4 separate regions of the Homo sapiens genome follow, and all the other regions are linked to region 2. A link is a loop called in an ENCODE intact Hi-C map of the cell type or tissue named here. Cell type or tissue: PC-3. All regions are shown on one strand. Region 1 overlaps HLCS (holocarboxylase synthetase). Region 2 overlaps HLCS (holocarboxylase synthetase). Region 3 has its middle 24 kb from the start of CLDN14. Region 4 overlaps LOC105369308 (a long non-coding RNA gene).

Evidence for each region. Peaks named below come from ENCODE experiments on the same cell type or tissue, not always from the same donor. Only the 100,000 strongest peaks of a DNase experiment are listed, where the experiment ranks them.
Region 1: it touches region 2 in a loop (8-fold over the local background); 67 of 110 quality-filtered maps call a loop at or near these places.
Region 3: it touches region 2 in a loop (8-fold over the local background); 93 of 110 quality-filtered maps call a loop at or near these places.
Region 4: it touches region 2 in a loop (7-fold over the local background); 27 of 110 quality-filtered maps call a loop at or near these places.

What each region holds. Positions count from the first base shown.
Region 1 is chr21:36,754,378-36,758,377 of GRCh38, forward strand. It overlaps HLCS (holocarboxylase synthetase), which reads right to left. Exons shown (of 11, transcript NM_001352514.2): 10 at 2,165-2,378; 11 at 1-40. Among named protein-coding and RNA genes, the nearest start is that of SIM2, 57 kb to the left of the region's middle. RefSeq lists an enhancer at 2,031-2,532. In PC-3, a CTCF peak has its summit at 1,609; a DNase peak (open chromatin) is centred at 2,384; H3K27ac peaks cover 2,702 bases.
Region 2 is chr21:36,925,534-36,929,533 of GRCh38, forward strand. All of the region lies in intron 5 of HLCS (holocarboxylase synthetase), which reads right to left. Among named protein-coding and RNA genes, the nearest start is that of HLCS-AS1, 39 kb to the right of the region's middle. RefSeq lists a silencer at 2,220-2,412. In PC-3, CTCF peaks have their summits at 2,279 (motif pointing left) and 2,485; a DNase peak (open chromatin) is centred at 2,348; H3K27ac peaks cover 2,853 bases.
Region 3 is chr21:36,502,035-36,506,034 of GRCh38, forward strand. It overlaps a transcript of CLDN14 not described here. Among named protein-coding and RNA genes, the nearest start is that of CLDN14, 24 kb to the left of the region's middle. In PC-3, CTCF peaks have their summits at 2,384 (motif pointing right) and 2,583; a DNase peak (open chromatin) is centred at 2,407.
Region 4 is chr21:36,660,309-36,664,308 of GRCh38, forward strand. All of the region lies in intron 1 of LOC105369308 (a long non-coding RNA gene), which reads right to left. Among named protein-coding and RNA genes, the nearest start is that of SIM2, 37 kb to the right of the region's middle. In PC-3, a CTCF peak has its summit at 1,741; a DNase peak (open chromatin) is centred at 1,773; H3K27ac peaks cover 726 bases.

The DNA.
Region 1 (4,000 bases), 170 kb before region 2:
CTTTGGTCCCTCTGCGCTGCCCAGATGGACTTGCTGACCACTGAAAAGGAAGAACAGCGTGCGGTCACTGGGAGGTGTCACAGGACGACTTAAGACAATGAGCTGAAGAATAATCCATGATGAGAGAGCTGGGCGTGCTGGGGAGAGGGCTGAGGCTCGCTGCAGGGAAAAGGCAGCCTGGGCTGAGCTCTGACTTTCTTCCACCCTGGTGAATGGTTTTAAGAACTGCTCAAATAACCAGCAGGATGCAAGTTCAACAAGGAGTCGAAATTTCTTCACACAACGTCACTCCTCCTAATTCTGGTCATCTGCGGTGATGGCTGGAACCACTTCCTCACCTCCCAGCGCTTTTAAGAAACACTGTGCAACTCTAGGTTTTTTGGCTGAGATTGGAGGAAAATAGGCCGAGTTGGCAAACAATGTTTTATCTTATAAAACAAAGTTGGCTCATATCAGCCACAAGTGAAACTCATCCTGATCCTACTTCTTTTGAATATTTTCCAAATGTACTCAAGTCACGTCCTTCTTAACAGCTTTCGAAGTATAGAATTTTCTCAAGTTTTTATTTTGAAGAATTTTAAATCTAAAGAAAAGCTGAAAGAATAGTGCAACAAACCTCATATTCTCTTCCATTCTCACACCAAATGAAAATATTTTCTGTATTTGCTTTCTTTCTTCACACATAAACACACACAAGCACACATTTTTTTTTCCTGCAACATATAAAGATAAGTTGCAGCTGGGTGTGGTAGCTCATGTTTGTAACCTTAGCACTTTGGGAGGCCAAGGTGGGAGGATTGCTTGAGGCCAGGAGTTCAAGACCAGCCTGGGCAATATAGTGAGACCCTGCCTCTACAAAAAAATTTTTTTTTAAATTAGCGGGCCGTGTGGCACACTCCTATTGTCTCAGCTACTTGGGAGGCTGAGGCAGGAGGATCATTTGAGCCCGGGAGTTCAAGGTTTCAGTAGTGAGCTATGATGGCACCACTGCACTCCAGTGACAGAGCAAGACCCTCTCTAAAAAAAAAAAAAGTGAAAATAAAAAAAGTTTTTTAAAAGCTGCAGGCATTGTGACACTTTCTGCTTAAATACTTTATCTCCTGAGAACAAGAACCTCCCATAAAATTATAATAGCATTAACTATGACCACTCAAGAAAGTCTGGATACAAACGGTCCATGTTCACGTCATTCCCACTGTCCTTTTAATATCCTTTGTGGCTATTTCCCTCCATCCAGGATCACACACATTACATTTAGATGTCATGCCTCTTTCGTCTTCTCTAATCCCAAACAATTCTGCCACCTTCTTTTGGTCTAATTGTTTGTGCGCAGACCTGACATTTTTGCAGGGCACAGGCCTGTTGTTGTGGAATCAGTGAGCGGTCCTCGGACTTCAGCTGCATGAGAATCCCTGGAGTATCTGTTATGACACAGGGTGCTGGGCCCAGCCCAGGGGTTTCTGATGCAGTAGCCCCTGGTTGAGGCTGAGGCTGCTTCCTGGGATCTCACTTTGAGAACCACTGTTACCTGGAAGGTTTGACAATTTAGATGCGTCTATTGTTTCCTCACAATTAGAATCAGATTAAACCAATGTTAAACTCTCTCACTATTTCGGTTCTTCCCATCGCATCCCACCAGGAGGCATAAGATGCCCGTTTGCTCCATTACTTGTGATGCTAACTTGGTCAAGGTGGTGTCCCTGCAGTTTCTCTAACAGAGACACAGAAAATAATCATTCAGACCAGTGCTCGGTCCCTCATTTTAAGATACTGAACTACGGCCGGGCGCGGTGGCTCACACCTGTAATCCCAGCACTTTGGGAGGCCAAGGCGGGCAGATCACAAGGTCAGGAGATCGAGACCATCCTGGCTAACACGGTGAAACCCCACCTCCACTAAAAATACAAAAAATTAGCCGGGTGTGGCGGCGGGCACCTGTAGTCCCAGCTACTCAGGTGACTGAGACGAGAGACTGAGGCAGGAGAATGGCGTGAACCCGGGAGGCGGAGCTTGCAGTGAGCCAAGATCGTGCCACTGCACTCCAGCCTGGGCGACAGAGTGAGACTCCGTCTCAAAAAAAAAAAAAAAAAAAAAAAAAAAAGATACAGAACTACTAAGATACTAATAAAGGAGTTGAAAAGAATGAAGATGAGCCAGCACTGACCTGTGGACCCAGTATCGGTAATAAAGGGGAAGGACGCTGTTGGGCCCTTTGTCCTGAAACTCTTTGATCAGTTTCTCCAGCACAGTCACGACTCTGGCGATGAGATAATCGGCTCTTAAGGGCTTCAGTTCTGCCTTGTGTTGTTTATTGTATTCTGTGATGAGGTCGTTGATGCAGATGGTAGGGTTACTGTTAGTCACATTAAATCCACAGCCTGGACAAAAACAAACAATTGAGCAGCTCAGCCTGTTGATGGCATCACACATTCCTCTCTGCCACATGGAAAAAGTTACAGTCTTGACTGTCAACTTCCTCCTTCCTTGTCCTCATTTCAGATTTCGTGTCTCTAACCACTTGAAGAGTGACATGTATTTCTGTCCATCTTCCTTTTTGTCCTTCTTTTATTATTCTTGTTCAAGCTAAAACCATCTCAACCTTACTGCAAATAAAAAGGTGGGAAAAAAGAAAGCCACATTTGATTCAATTTAATTCAATAGAAGCTATTAAATATGGGACAAAACGTATCAGTGTTGCCTCTGAAATAAGTGGTCTACCAAGCATTGTAGCTCTGCACTGAGTCCAGGAGAGAATAAAATCTCTGGTTTCTTCTCCTGCTTGAATAACAGATCCCACGCTTGAAAATAGAGTTTTATTCAGGACTTGGGAAGTAAACTCTGGACTCAGAGATTTCAAACCTTGGTCATGGCATAACCCTAGAAATGCATCTTTTAATACTTTATTCTTGGAAGTCTTTGGTGCTAAGGTTACGCTGTTGGCAAGACGCCGACTCATGTTCAGTGGCTTTTTGCAGGGTCCTAAACCAAGGCTTCATGAGAGTTACCAGGGATGGTGTCTGAATAGGCTTATCTGTGCAGTTACTTAACACCACTATCCTCTCCAGGCAGAGGGCGGTGTCTTCAGAAAAGCTGGACTTCAGTGTTCAGCAGGGCCCTGAATCGGCCTGCGAGAGGTCTTCAGTAAGAAATGAAATACTGCAAAAACTAAGCAGTAAGAAAACTACCATGTTTTCAGTGACTTTAAGAAAAAAAATCCCCAAAACATTCGCCACAGGCAGAACAATGCCATTTGTAACAACAGCCTTCCCGGCAAGTGTCCTGCCGTTTCCAGTGTGAAGGGAAGGATTGACTGGTCTCAGATTTTAAAACAATATACTGGCTATTAAAATACAAAGCAATTGTCAATTACCTCTGGAAAAAAAACAAGTAACTACAGCAACAGGGGCAGGACTTGCAGTTGCTCACGTATTCATTCATTCAATACATACAGGATCTGAAGCACCTACTGAACGTTCGTAAGGCATTAAATCAAGTGCTGTACAGCACTGAAAATTCTCCCGTGTTCAGAAAACTGGAATTCCTAGGAGGAGTAGCAACACTCACTACTGGCCACTTAGGCTATGTCCTTCTAAGGACCGGTGAGCACCCTGCTGGCTGCTCTGAATCCCCAAAGTCAGAGACCCCATCCTATGGCCTTCAGAATTCAATAAAAGCTATGGGTTCTCACCATAGGAAAATGTTTCATTCCCCTACTTTATTTTTTATTTTTATTTATTTATTTTTTGGAGACGGGGTCTCACTCCAGTTGCCCAGACTGGAGTGCAGTGGAGCCCTCATAGCGCACTGCAGCCTCAACCTCCTGAGCTCAGGTGATTTTCCCATCTCAGCCTCCTGAGTAGCTAGGACTACAGGCAGGCACCACCACGCCCAGCTAATTTTTTGTATTTTTAGTGGAGACAGGGTTTCGCCATGTCACTCAGGCTGGTCTCGATCTCCTGGACTCAAGCAATCCACCCACCTCAGGCTCCTGAAGTGCTGG
Region 2 (4,000 bases):
TAAAGGTGCCGACCTTCCTAGGGGTGGCACATCCCACCTTCTTCTGCTTCCTCTGGACTCACTGGGGGGACCAAAAGGGGTCCACTGGCAGGCAACTCTGCAGGGGTGGAGGGTGGGGGGCTGGCTCTGCCCCACACACAGATTCAGGTCCCAGCCGGTCCTAACCCGCCAGCTGCCCCTCCCAGTGAGACCCTGCAGAGCGTGGCAGCCTGTGCTTTCTTTCTGCCATTGCTCTGGCAGAGATAAAAAGGAAAATGGAACCCAGAGAAACAGAAACAAGGCAGCTAGCTTCTCAACTGGGAAAGAATTACATTTTCTCTAGAACATCAGATTCGATAGAAAATAAAATCTATTAAAATGTTTCTATAAAATATAAAAGAATTATGTTTTTTCTGGTGTTCTGTAAGGGAAAGGATTATGTTTCTTCTATAAAATCAGTGTTTCTCAAAAACATTCATGTCCCAGCACAGTAAAGATGTATTGCTGCTGACTGCCTGTCACCCACTGGTGGCGGGAAGATGTGGTGGCCACCAGGTGATCGCACCCCGGACACCCCACAGTGAGCCATGTGGTGTATCAGTCTCTCACCCACCAACATCTGCAGAGAGGAAGCCATGGAGAGGTCCCCATATATATGGTCTTGGAGAAACAGTTCAAAGGGCTCTGCCAAGAAACTGGAACATCCAAGCAGGGGTAGGGCACCCAGGGGTACCTTCCACCCACAGAAGCAAAGGGACAGCTTCAGCTCGGAGGCCCCCACACACCAACTCAGAGCTCACAGTTAACCCTGGAAGTCACAGCTGCCACAGGCCATGAACAAGAGTCACGTGTTTTACTATCAGAGCGAACCCTTTCTAAATAATATGTCAAATATTAATATTAACCAAAGTATCAACACCTATGAGATTCCCTGCCTTTTAACATTCAAGTGTGACCATGTGTGAGATGCCTTCAAAGTCCAATGACACGCAGTCATTTGTTTTTAGTTTTTAATAACTAATTTGGCTCATTATAAAATAACTCATAACAAATAACCAATTTGGCTCATTATAAAATAACTAATAACTAATTTGGCTTATTATATATATAATCATTATAGAAAATTTGGAAAATACAGAGAAAGTTTTAAAAGATTATTAAAATCACCCTTAAGCACTCCACCACAAATAAGTCCCATATATACCAGATTTCCTTCCAGTCTTGTTTCCTTTTTTTTTTTTTTTTTTTGAGACAGGGTCTCACTCTGTTGCCCAGGCTGGAGTGCAGTGGCACAATCATAGCTCACTACAGCCTCAACCTCCCTGGCTCAGGCAATCCTCCTGCCTCAGCCTCCCGAGTAGCTAGGACTACAGGTATGCGCCACCATGCCTGGCTAATTTTTGTATCTTCTGTAAAGAATACGAAATTCTGCCAGGTTGCCCAGGCTGGTCTCGAATTCCTGGGCTTGAGCGATCCACCTGCCTCAGCCTCCCAAGGCATTGGGATTACAGGCTTGAGCCACTGCACCTGGCCCAGTCTTCTTTCTACGGAGATAGGTGTGTGGTAAACGTGTGTTTGTGTGTTTGTTTTATGGTTTAACTTTTTGTCATTTTGCTGAGACCCAAATTTCAATCCTGCTCCTGGGAGGTTCAATTAAACGTGAAAGCCTTGGTCGGAGGAAGCCCAGCTCAGCCGCCCACAGCCTGCATCTCAGCCAAGCCCTGCTTCCTCTTGGTATCGTGCACAGTGACACTGATGGAGCCACACATGACTGGGTTTTATAGTGGGAATCACACGCTACCATGGTGTCTGGGTGTCGATGAAGGTCTCCGAGCACATCCTTCCCAAATGCCAAGGGCTGACCGTCGCTGAGGCGAGTGTTTTTTCTCTTTGGGTCTTGCTACTATTCTTTCCAGTTATATCACAGTAACGGAGAAGCACATAAATCTTCTGCGCTATTCGTCATAAAGAGCAAGTGTCAAGGCACCAAACTGTGTAAACACAGCTGGTACGCAGTAAAACTATTTAGATAACTAGCATATTTATTTTGTTCTTTCATATCCCATACTATAATAGTACCTAGGACACAGTAAACGTTGAATGAAAGATGAATATTATTAACTGGGACATTGAAATAATTTCTGCAGACCCAAAAGAAAGTGCCACCAATATAATGGAAAACTATAAAATTATACTATGTGAAACTGATATAGACAGAAAAAAATTAAATCTCTGAAGAACAACTTTATAGTTCTAGGGTCCTGTATGCGAGGCAGCCTAGCTCAGCAGCGACACCCTGTGGTGAGAGATCTTTGACTCCCAGCAACAGAGTGTCTTGCAGGGCACAGGAAGCAGAAAGCCAGCCCAGGCATCCAATCCCTAAGGCAGGCGATGAGCCAAATGGACAGGCAGGATTTAGCAGATGACTGGGTGCCAAGATCCTCTCCATGGAACTTAATTCCGTGAGGATGACTGAGATCTGTTAAGTAGGGATGCCAGAAAGAAAACCAAATACAAAGCACAAACCCAATTCCATTCCCAGTCTCTGTGGTCCAGATCTATAAATACTGACCCATAGCACAGTGACTAGATGCAGGAGGAATTCAGCTGCCTCCGGAAAGACCACCTCAGGCAGTGCATATCCACCTTCAAATTCATTTGCACTATAATCCTTTAGAGAACTTGTATTCCAAGAAAACATCATATAAAACCTTGACTTCTGCCATTTCCTTCTACAGCAGATTCAAGGACACCTAAGCAGAGTTAATAAACATTAAGAGGCCGGGAGCGCCATGCCTGTAATCCCAACACTTTGGAAAGCCAAGGCAGGCAGATTGCTTGAACTCGGGAGTTCAAGACCAGCCTGGGCAACATGGCGAAACCCTGTCTCTACAAAAAGTATTAAAAATTAGCCAGGCATGGTGATGCACACCTGTAGTCCCAGCTACTCGGGGGGCTGAGGTGGGAGGATCGCTTGAGCTTGGGAGGTGGAGGCTGCAGTGAGCCATGATTGCACCACTACACTCCAGCCTGGGCAACAGAGCAAGACCCTGCCTCAAAAACTAAAAATAAACATTAAGAAATGAGGATATGTACAACATACACGTACTCATTCCATTCCTTGGGCTCCCAAAGTAAAGCAGAATTCAGTCAGAAATAAGCAGCTGAGAGGAAAGTAGTCCACAGCACAGATATCCAAGAAAATCAACAAGGCCAAGTGGAGGGCCCGCAATGGGAAGTGAACATTTCTGAAAATAATTATTTTCCAAAGTTATTATGTAATAAGGGGCTTAGTAGGGAGTGTCCATGTATGTGTATACAGAGCAAATATTTGCTTTAATCATGTTCAAGCATTTCATTCCCAAAGTTTGTGAAAGGGGAAATCAATACTCCCTCAATTGATCAATGAACAGGTGAAAAAGTATCACCTCCCACTGCCCCAGGCTGTTTAAAAAACTGGAAGGACAAAAATGTGAAGCATCTGTTGTGTGCTTGAATATAAGCAGACACATGATACAAAGCCCTGACATGGGTATTTCAGGTTATACTCATCCTAAATACACCAGAAATGCCAAGAGTTCCAAACTTCCACTCACAAGAGAATAACCTGGGGCAGGGCCACTCTTCCTATCCACTACTCTGTCCAAGAGTCCGGAGGTCAAGTCCGAAGACCAGCATGATCAGAACTCCGAGAAAGGGCAGGGAGCTCTGCCAAGGGCAAGGCCAGGCCACCTCACTCCCGGACTTCCCCAGCTGGGAGCCTCAGAGCAGGCACTGGCTAAGGTAGCCAGCCCCAGCCCTCCATCCCCAGGAAAAGGCGACAGAGAAGGTCTAGGGGACTGGCAGTGCTCTCAGATTTTCTATCTGTCTTCTCCAAGTGAGCCCATCACACCCAGATAGCTCATAGCTCTGCTCTCCTCCAAAAACTAAGGGACACAGTGTAACACAAAAGAAAGTGCCTCCTTTTTAAAAAATGTTGGGATGAGAGGTATAATTTGTTTGTTTCAAGAGAAAGTAGGTA
Region 3 (4,000 bases), 420 kb before region 2:
CAGGATGGAAGGGGTTAATGGTGCTATTCTTTCTTGAATATTCTGTAACACACCACAATGAGCCAAAAGCAGTCACAGGGAACCATCATGAGGAGTAGCATGTTTTTACCTATGTTAACTCCAACATCCGCAATAGCTGAACCTTAGAATTATTATCCGAATTGTGCATACCAGGAAACAACAGATTTGATGAGTTTAATAACTTGTCCAACATTACAAAGTTAGCAAGAGGTAGGGTCCAGAAATGAACAGCGTCCTTTCTTCTGCAGGCTGGCTCCCATGAAATACTATTCTTATGCCTGTTGAGGTCTGATGTGGTATCACATTATACTACTGGACCAGCTAGGGGGTCAAGAGCATTATGCCATCTCTGTAGTATGCTTAGGGGTCAGTCCTGAAATGAGCAGAGTTCACTTTCAGCCATGAAAAGGATATTCCGAGGAACTGATATCTTAGATTGCTTTCTTTTAGTGCATAGACATCACTTGAGAGGCTTCATGTTACTGAGACATCTTGTAAACTTTACAGCTACTGTTTTACACTTCATCAGCATTCCTGATCTTATTATGGTGTTCACTTCAAATAATGTTGGGTGTGTAAGAATCAAATGCAAATTGTACAGTATTTGACACGGATGTCTTTAGGAGCCAATATTTCCTTAAATATCATGGTTTCAGTGTTATCCACTAATGCTTTAATAGATAGGGTTTCTTTGCATTCATAAATGGTAATAAAGATACGAGTTGTCTACTATAAAACCAAACACTTATATTTCCCAACTACTAAAACATCTATGTAATCTTGAATCCATCTGACCTAAAGGAAGGAAAATGTTCTCAACCCAGGCTACACATTAGAACACTTGGGAAGCTTTGAAAAATTCTTAATGAATGGGCCCCACTCCTAGACCAATTAATTCAGATCTCTGAGAAGTGTGGTCTGAGAACTGATGGTTTAGAAAACTGTACAGACAGTTCTAACATGCAGCCAGCTTGAGAACTACTGGGTTTAGACAAGAATGGATTTTTTTGTTTTTTGAGATAGAGTCTCACTCTTTCGCCCAGGCTGGAGTGCAGTGGCACAATCTTGGCTCACTGCAACCTCTGCCTCCTAGGTTCAAGAGATTCTCCTGCCTCAGCCTCCCAAGTAGCTGAGATGACAGGTGTGCACCACCATTCCGGGCTAATTTTTGTATTTTTAGTAGAGACAGGGTTTCACCATATTGGCCAGGCTGGTCTTGAGCTCCTGACCTCAAGTGATCCACCTGCCTTGCCCTCCCAAAGTGTTAGGATTACAGGCATGAGCCACTATGCCCAGCTAATATGGTTTGGTTCTGTCCCCATCCAAATCTCATCTTGAATTCCCATGCGTTGTGGGAGGGACCTAGTGGGAGGTAATTGAATCATGGGGCCAGATCTTTCTCACGTTGTTCTCGTGACAGAGATCTGATGGTTTTAAAAATGGGAGTTTCCCTCACAAGCTCTCTCTTTGCCTGTCGCCATCCATGTAAGACATGACTTGCTCCTCTTTTCTTTCCACCATGATTGTGAAGCTTCCCCAGCCACATGGAACTATGAGTTTTCCATGAAATCTCTTTCCTTTGTAAATTGCCCAGTCTTGGGTATGTCTTTATCAGCAGCATGAAAATGAACTAATACACCAGCCAAGAATGGATTTTTAAATTAATGGAGTTAGGTCTGATTAATATCAATGCATTAATGTATAAATGTCTACATTATGCATTACAATAAACAGTTTTGAATATAACACAACTAAAATATATGCAATGAATACAATACATACAGTAAGTCATTAGCTTCCAGGTATAAGTAGATGCTCAATAAATATTACTGAGTTACTGAATGAATGGCATCCTACAAAGTTTTATATGAAAAATTATATTTTGATGAAATTAAGATGCCATCAATTGTAAGATGTAGTATCACTGATAAAGAAAATAGATTCATTAAATTATGACATGCTATCTAGTATGTCACACCCTAACTTCAAAAATGTTAAAAAGGCCAGATGTGGTGGCTCATGCTTGTAATACCAGCACTTTGGGAGGCCAAAGTGGGAGGATCACTTGAAGCCAGGAGTTCAAGACCAGCTTGGGCAACATAGCAAAATCCCATCTATATGTAAAAATAAAAAAATTACCTGGGCATGGTGGTGCACGCCTGTAGTCCCAGCTACTTGTGAGGCTGAGGTAAAAGGATCACTTAAGCCTAGAAGTTTGAGGCTGAAGAGAGTTATGATCGTGCCATTGCACTCAAGCCTGTCTCAGAAAAAAGTTAAAAACAAGAAAAAAATACAATATTTTGAAATTACTGTATTCTCTTTTTCTGCTTAGTCTAGGCCAACTGTTATACCATTAACTTCCACTAGATGCCGCTGTGACCTGCTACTTCAGGTTCCGAAAGGCAATCTGAAAGCCAATTTTCTCCAAGGATTTAAAATTGAAATAATTCACCCCCTTTAAAGACAAAAGATATTTTAACCACCTCATATTTTAGGGGGTTGTGGCTCATTCTTTCTTTGTGTTAAGACCTATCTGAAGTATCTCATGAAGTGTACAATTATTTAAAAAGGAAACTGAAAAGTTTTAATGGCTTGATAGAAAACAATTGCTTCCCTTTTATCCACATCCCCAAATTTCACATTTTGCGTGTAACTCATGACTAGTCTGCAGTGGGTTATAGAGAAGAGATGGTAACACTGATAGGAAGGCTGATGTTGACTTCAATGAAATAAGAAGTAAAACTTGAAGGAAAGAGTATGACATCTTCTGATTTGAAGACAGCAGATCATGGTACCCTGTACCCATGAGTCACTGCTCCCAGAGATAGGAAAAGCTGGGTGGAAAAGAAAATTTGGGCTGATAGGACTGGGTCCTGAGCTTGAAGCCAAGCCCAGTGTTAACCCTGGGCATTGACCCAGGCCCTCCCTGACTGAAAATCTGGAAGATTTTCCCTGCTGGGTGAGAATCACTTTTTCAGCAAAACAATACAAGCTTTAGGGCCAAAAGGAAGCCCATGAAGCTTCCAGAGACGTGCTTAGAGCAATGCTGCTCAAATTCTTACCAATCTCCACTATATGAGAACAGAAATGGACAGTAAGTATCTCAAAACTTGTATAACAAATTTAAACAGGTTTACGTCTGCTAAATCTAATAAAAAGAAATCAGGATTGTATTTCATATGTCTTTGTTTCATATTTCATTTTTCCAGTAATTCAATTCTTTTAGTATTTTACAAAAGTATTGGTCCATAATAGATTGGAATTTTTTAAAAAATAGCCCTTCAGCCCAGATAGCTTTTGAAGCACTGCAGACAGCCCACCCCAAGCTGCTGGAGGAGGCAATTCCAGGACGATGAAGCCATCATACTCCTGAATAATGTTCTAGTAGACCAAACAGCTAAGAAAGGGCTGAAGAACAGGAGCACTTAGATGATAAAGGACAGGATGACTGGAGAGCTAAAAAGAAATCCTAAGAACAGAACACCTCGGGGAGTCCCAGCCTCTGAACCCACAGTCAGCAGCTCACCAGAACCTAACATTTCTGCAAAGGCTCAGAGATTCCACCATTGCCACTCCCAGCAGTTCGCCTGCCCAATGTAGACAATCAGCCTAGCACTGACTTTGGGACAAGAGGATCTCAGGTGGTTACAGTGAAAAGAAAATGCAAAACCACTCAGGATTGCCCAAGTCTGACATATTTAGGTTCAGAAGAGAAACACACAGAGAGGTCCATTGTTAACCCCTTCCTGGTTTGATCCACCCAAAGCCAGCCGGCTTGGATGGAGGGGAGGCGTAAGGCACTGTGGACTTCCATTTATGGGTAACTGTGAGCTGGCTTTTGTCTTCTCTGAAAAATGCCCTGTTACACTAGCATACTGTCAGTGTCTTTTTTGGATAGCCATTTGGTAATATCTATCAAAATGTAAACAGTGAATACTCTTCAACTCAGCTATTTCTCTGCTAGAAATTCATCCCCCAG
Region 4 (4,000 bases), 270 kb before region 2:
CAGGGACACCTGCTCTCTCTTAGGTCGGCCAATCCACAACAGGGCGCTCATCCAATTTCTGTCCACCTGAGAGTCCACGAGGGCACACCCAGCTGTGCTCCTTCCTGATCAGGTCCCACTTACCACCCACAAAAGGGGAGAACATGGCTCTTTTGAAGGATCCTCATTGAGGGCTCTCATGAGTAAATTATCAATGAAAGTTGATAATTAAAGCAACTACCTCATTTGTTGATAATCCAGCAACAAGTGAGGTAGTTACATTAATATTAAAAGCAGTAACACACACCTTAGATTTGTATGGCATTGTGTTGTTTTAAAAATTCTTTTCCAGGTATTGTGCAGTCTGATTACAATGGCACAAGCTACAGCTCAAGCAGCCTTGAGCTAAGAATCGTTGAATAGTAGCAGTGCCATAGGGTTCAATGTATTCGGCAGCCGACGTCCAGATTCCAGGGGAAAGGCAACGTGATTACACAGAGGCTTTGTGAAGGGAAGGACTAAAGGAAGAGATGTAGAAAGAGGGGAAAGGGCCGGGCGCGGTGGCTCACGCCTGTAATCCCAGCACTTTGGGAGGCCAAGGCAAGTGGATCACGAGGTCAGGAGTTTCAGACCAGCCTGATGAAGGTGGTGAAACCCCGTCTCTACTAAAAATACAAAAATTAGCCGGGGGCAGTGGCAGGCACCTGTAATCCCAGATACTTGGGCGGCTGAGGCAGGAGAATCTCTTGAACCCAGGAGGCGGAGGTTGCAGTGAGCTGAGATCACGCCACTGCACTCTATCTAGCCTGGGCAACAGAGCAAGACTCTGTCAAAAAAAAAGAAAAGGAAGAAAGGAAGAAAGGAAGAAAAAAGAAAGAAAGAAAGAAAGAAAGAAAGAAAGAAAGAAAGAAAGAAAGAAAGAAAGAAAGAAGGGAGGGAGGGAGGGAGGGAGGGAAGGAAGGAAGGAAGGAAGGAAGGAAGGAAGGAGAAAGAATAAGAAATGGGCACTTTGGGAGGCCAAGGTGGGCGGATCATGAGGTCAGGAGATCGAGACCATCCTAGCTAACACGGTGAAACCCCGCCTCTACTAAAAATACAAAAAAATTAGCTGGGTGTGGTGGTGGGCGCCTGTAGTCCCAGCTACTTGGGAGGCTGAGGTGGGAGAATGGCATAAACCCGGGAGGCGGAGCTTGCAGTGAACAGAGATCATGCCGTCAAAAAAAAAAAAAAAAAAAAAAGAAGAAGAAGAAAAAGAAAAGAAATCGGCATGAAATCAAAGTGGCCAACAAGGACCACTTTTCCTATGGAGAAGAGTTCAGTGTGGTTTTGAGGTTTGGAATTTGATCTGTATTCTTTCAACCAACAATGAACAGATTTAAAAGTAGGTATTTGACAAGTATTTGCTCACTGATGAACAAACACAGAGGTCAACAAAAGAGGGTTACCAGCACCCCAGAGTGAAAGAATGGAGAGTGGGAATGCGGCTTGTTTGTCTAAGCAGTGGTGGAGCTGAAGCCACTTTGATTTCCAGTATGGAATAATTCGTCAGGTGACCTGGGATGAGAATGTTAACCCTCTTTTTGTTGCTATGAAAAAGGCGGATAATATCTATTCCATACAGGGCAGCACTAAAGGAGGGTAAACATGATTGATCACTGTGACTTTGAGGAAGGAAGACAGTATAATAAATACTAATTATAATAACCATTCCTGGCTTCTAAGAAAAATGCCTTTTAAAAAAGGAAGGAAGGAAAGAACAATCCCTCCAACAGGGGGCCTCCTGGGACAGGCTTGGTGTGTCATGGCCTCGTGCCGGTCCGAATAAATCCAAAGGGGAAAGGATTCGGTGACAGTTCACAACAGCAGGAGCAGGCAGAAGACCTTCGCTTTTTTCAACGTTTTACATAAATTAATTTCATGTTTCAATTGCCACATTATCACAACTTTAGATTAATATACATGGGGCCAAGACTTGCAGATAATTGTATATTTCTGCACTTCACGTAAATGCTAGCTATAAACATTTAAAATGTAAAATGTAAAATGAGCGGTGGCTCATGCCTGTAATCCCAGCACTCTGGAAGGCCAAGGCAGGCTGAGGCAGGCGGATCACTTGAGGTCAGGAGTTCGAAACCAGCCTGGCCAACATGGTGAAACCTCATCTCTACTAAAAAAAATACAAAAATTTGCTGGGCAGGGTGGCGTGCGCCTATAATCCCAGCTACTCAGGAGGCTGAGGCAGGAGAATTGCTTGAATCCTGGAGGCGGAGGTTGCAGTGAGCTGAGATCGTGCCACTGCACTCCAGCCTGGGTGACAGAGCAAGACTCTATCTCAAAAAAAAAAAAAAAAAAAAAAAAAAAAAAAATATATATATATATATATATATATATATATATATACACATACATATATATATACACACACACATACATATATATATATATGGTTGGCCTACATATATATATACACATACATATATATATATATATACACACATATACATATATATATATATATATATATATATATATATATATATATATATATATATGGTTGGCCAGGCACTGTGGGTCATACCTGTAATCCCAGCACTTTCAGAGGCTGAGGCAGGAAGATTGCTTAAGCTCAGGAGTTTGACACCAACCTGGGCAATATAGTGAGACCCATCTCTATAAAAATTACAAAAAAAATTAGCCAGGCGTGGTGGTTCATGCCTGAAGTCTTAGCTGCTCCGGAGGCTGAGGCAGGAGGATTGCTGGAGTCCAGGACGTCGAGGCTGCAGTGAGTCATGATTGTGCCAGTGCACTCCAGCCTGGGAGACAGAGCAAGACCCTGTCTCAAAAAAAAAAAAAAGTAAAGTCCATAAACTAGCTTCATATAAAAACTCCGGTATATACAACGACAGATATTTCATCATCTCTGGCCCCTAGCAAATAGTTGCATCCTTGAGTGAATCATTTCAGCTCTCTGTGACTTTGTAATTCCAATCTTATATCCTGTACACTGCCTAGTGCCTTCTGGAAATAAATGGGAACATGCCTGAACTTTCCAGATAAATTTACCAGCCCTTTAGCCCTTCCCCTCTCGGCTCTCTGTTTCTTCCCTGTTTCTCGAGAACACGCACATGGTTTACAGCGTGCTTTACAGCGTTTCAAGCCCAAACAGAACACGCTCCACAGGGAAGGGGCTGATTGGTTTAGTTTTCAGGCAGCCCCGCGAGGGGTGGTAATTGACACTTGAACAATGACATGTTGCATTCCTTCATATCGCAGCAGTAATTGAACACACATGAACCCCCTGCACTGGTGACCCTGGAGTGTGCCACACACCTGGAAATAGTGAGGTTCAATTAATATGTCACCGCCACTAAGCAGCTACCAGTGAGAACCACCAGTCAGCTGCCACAGCCCAGCGGTCACAGAACAAAGCAGAGAGCAATGCGGGGTGAACCCCGGGAGCTGCTGCTCCCCTGCAGAGCTTCCCCGGACTGGCCCCTAAAATCTGGTTTTCCCAAAAAAACTTACTCACTTTTAATGACTCCAATTAATTTTATCTAACAGCTTTGTTCACCTCTCCCTCAAAGAGTTATTTTTGCATTAAAATAGCAAAATGCTCAACTAGAAGGGGACGGCAATGACCCAGCTAAATTTTTGTGATGACACTTTTAATATAAAAAACAGATCAGAAATGGAATATGATATGAATATGAATATGAAAGGCGGGATTCAAGCCAAGGAAATAAAGAAAGAATGATGGATTCCACCTCTTTCATTCAGTCCCTTGAGTATTTGTGGTGTGCTGACAGTAGCCCGGGGTTACTGCAGAGATTATTGCAAGCCTGGCAGCTGCTCTTCCAGAGCTCACAGACTCGGGGTGATAGCACAATGATGTGGGACAAATCCCCCGAGGCAGAGAATGGGGCACCCAGGGCAGCCTCATCAGTGCCCTCCCCTCATCTGGAAATCTCAGGAGACTTCCTGGAGGAAGCTGCATCTAAGCTGGAGAAGCAGCAGGAGTGAG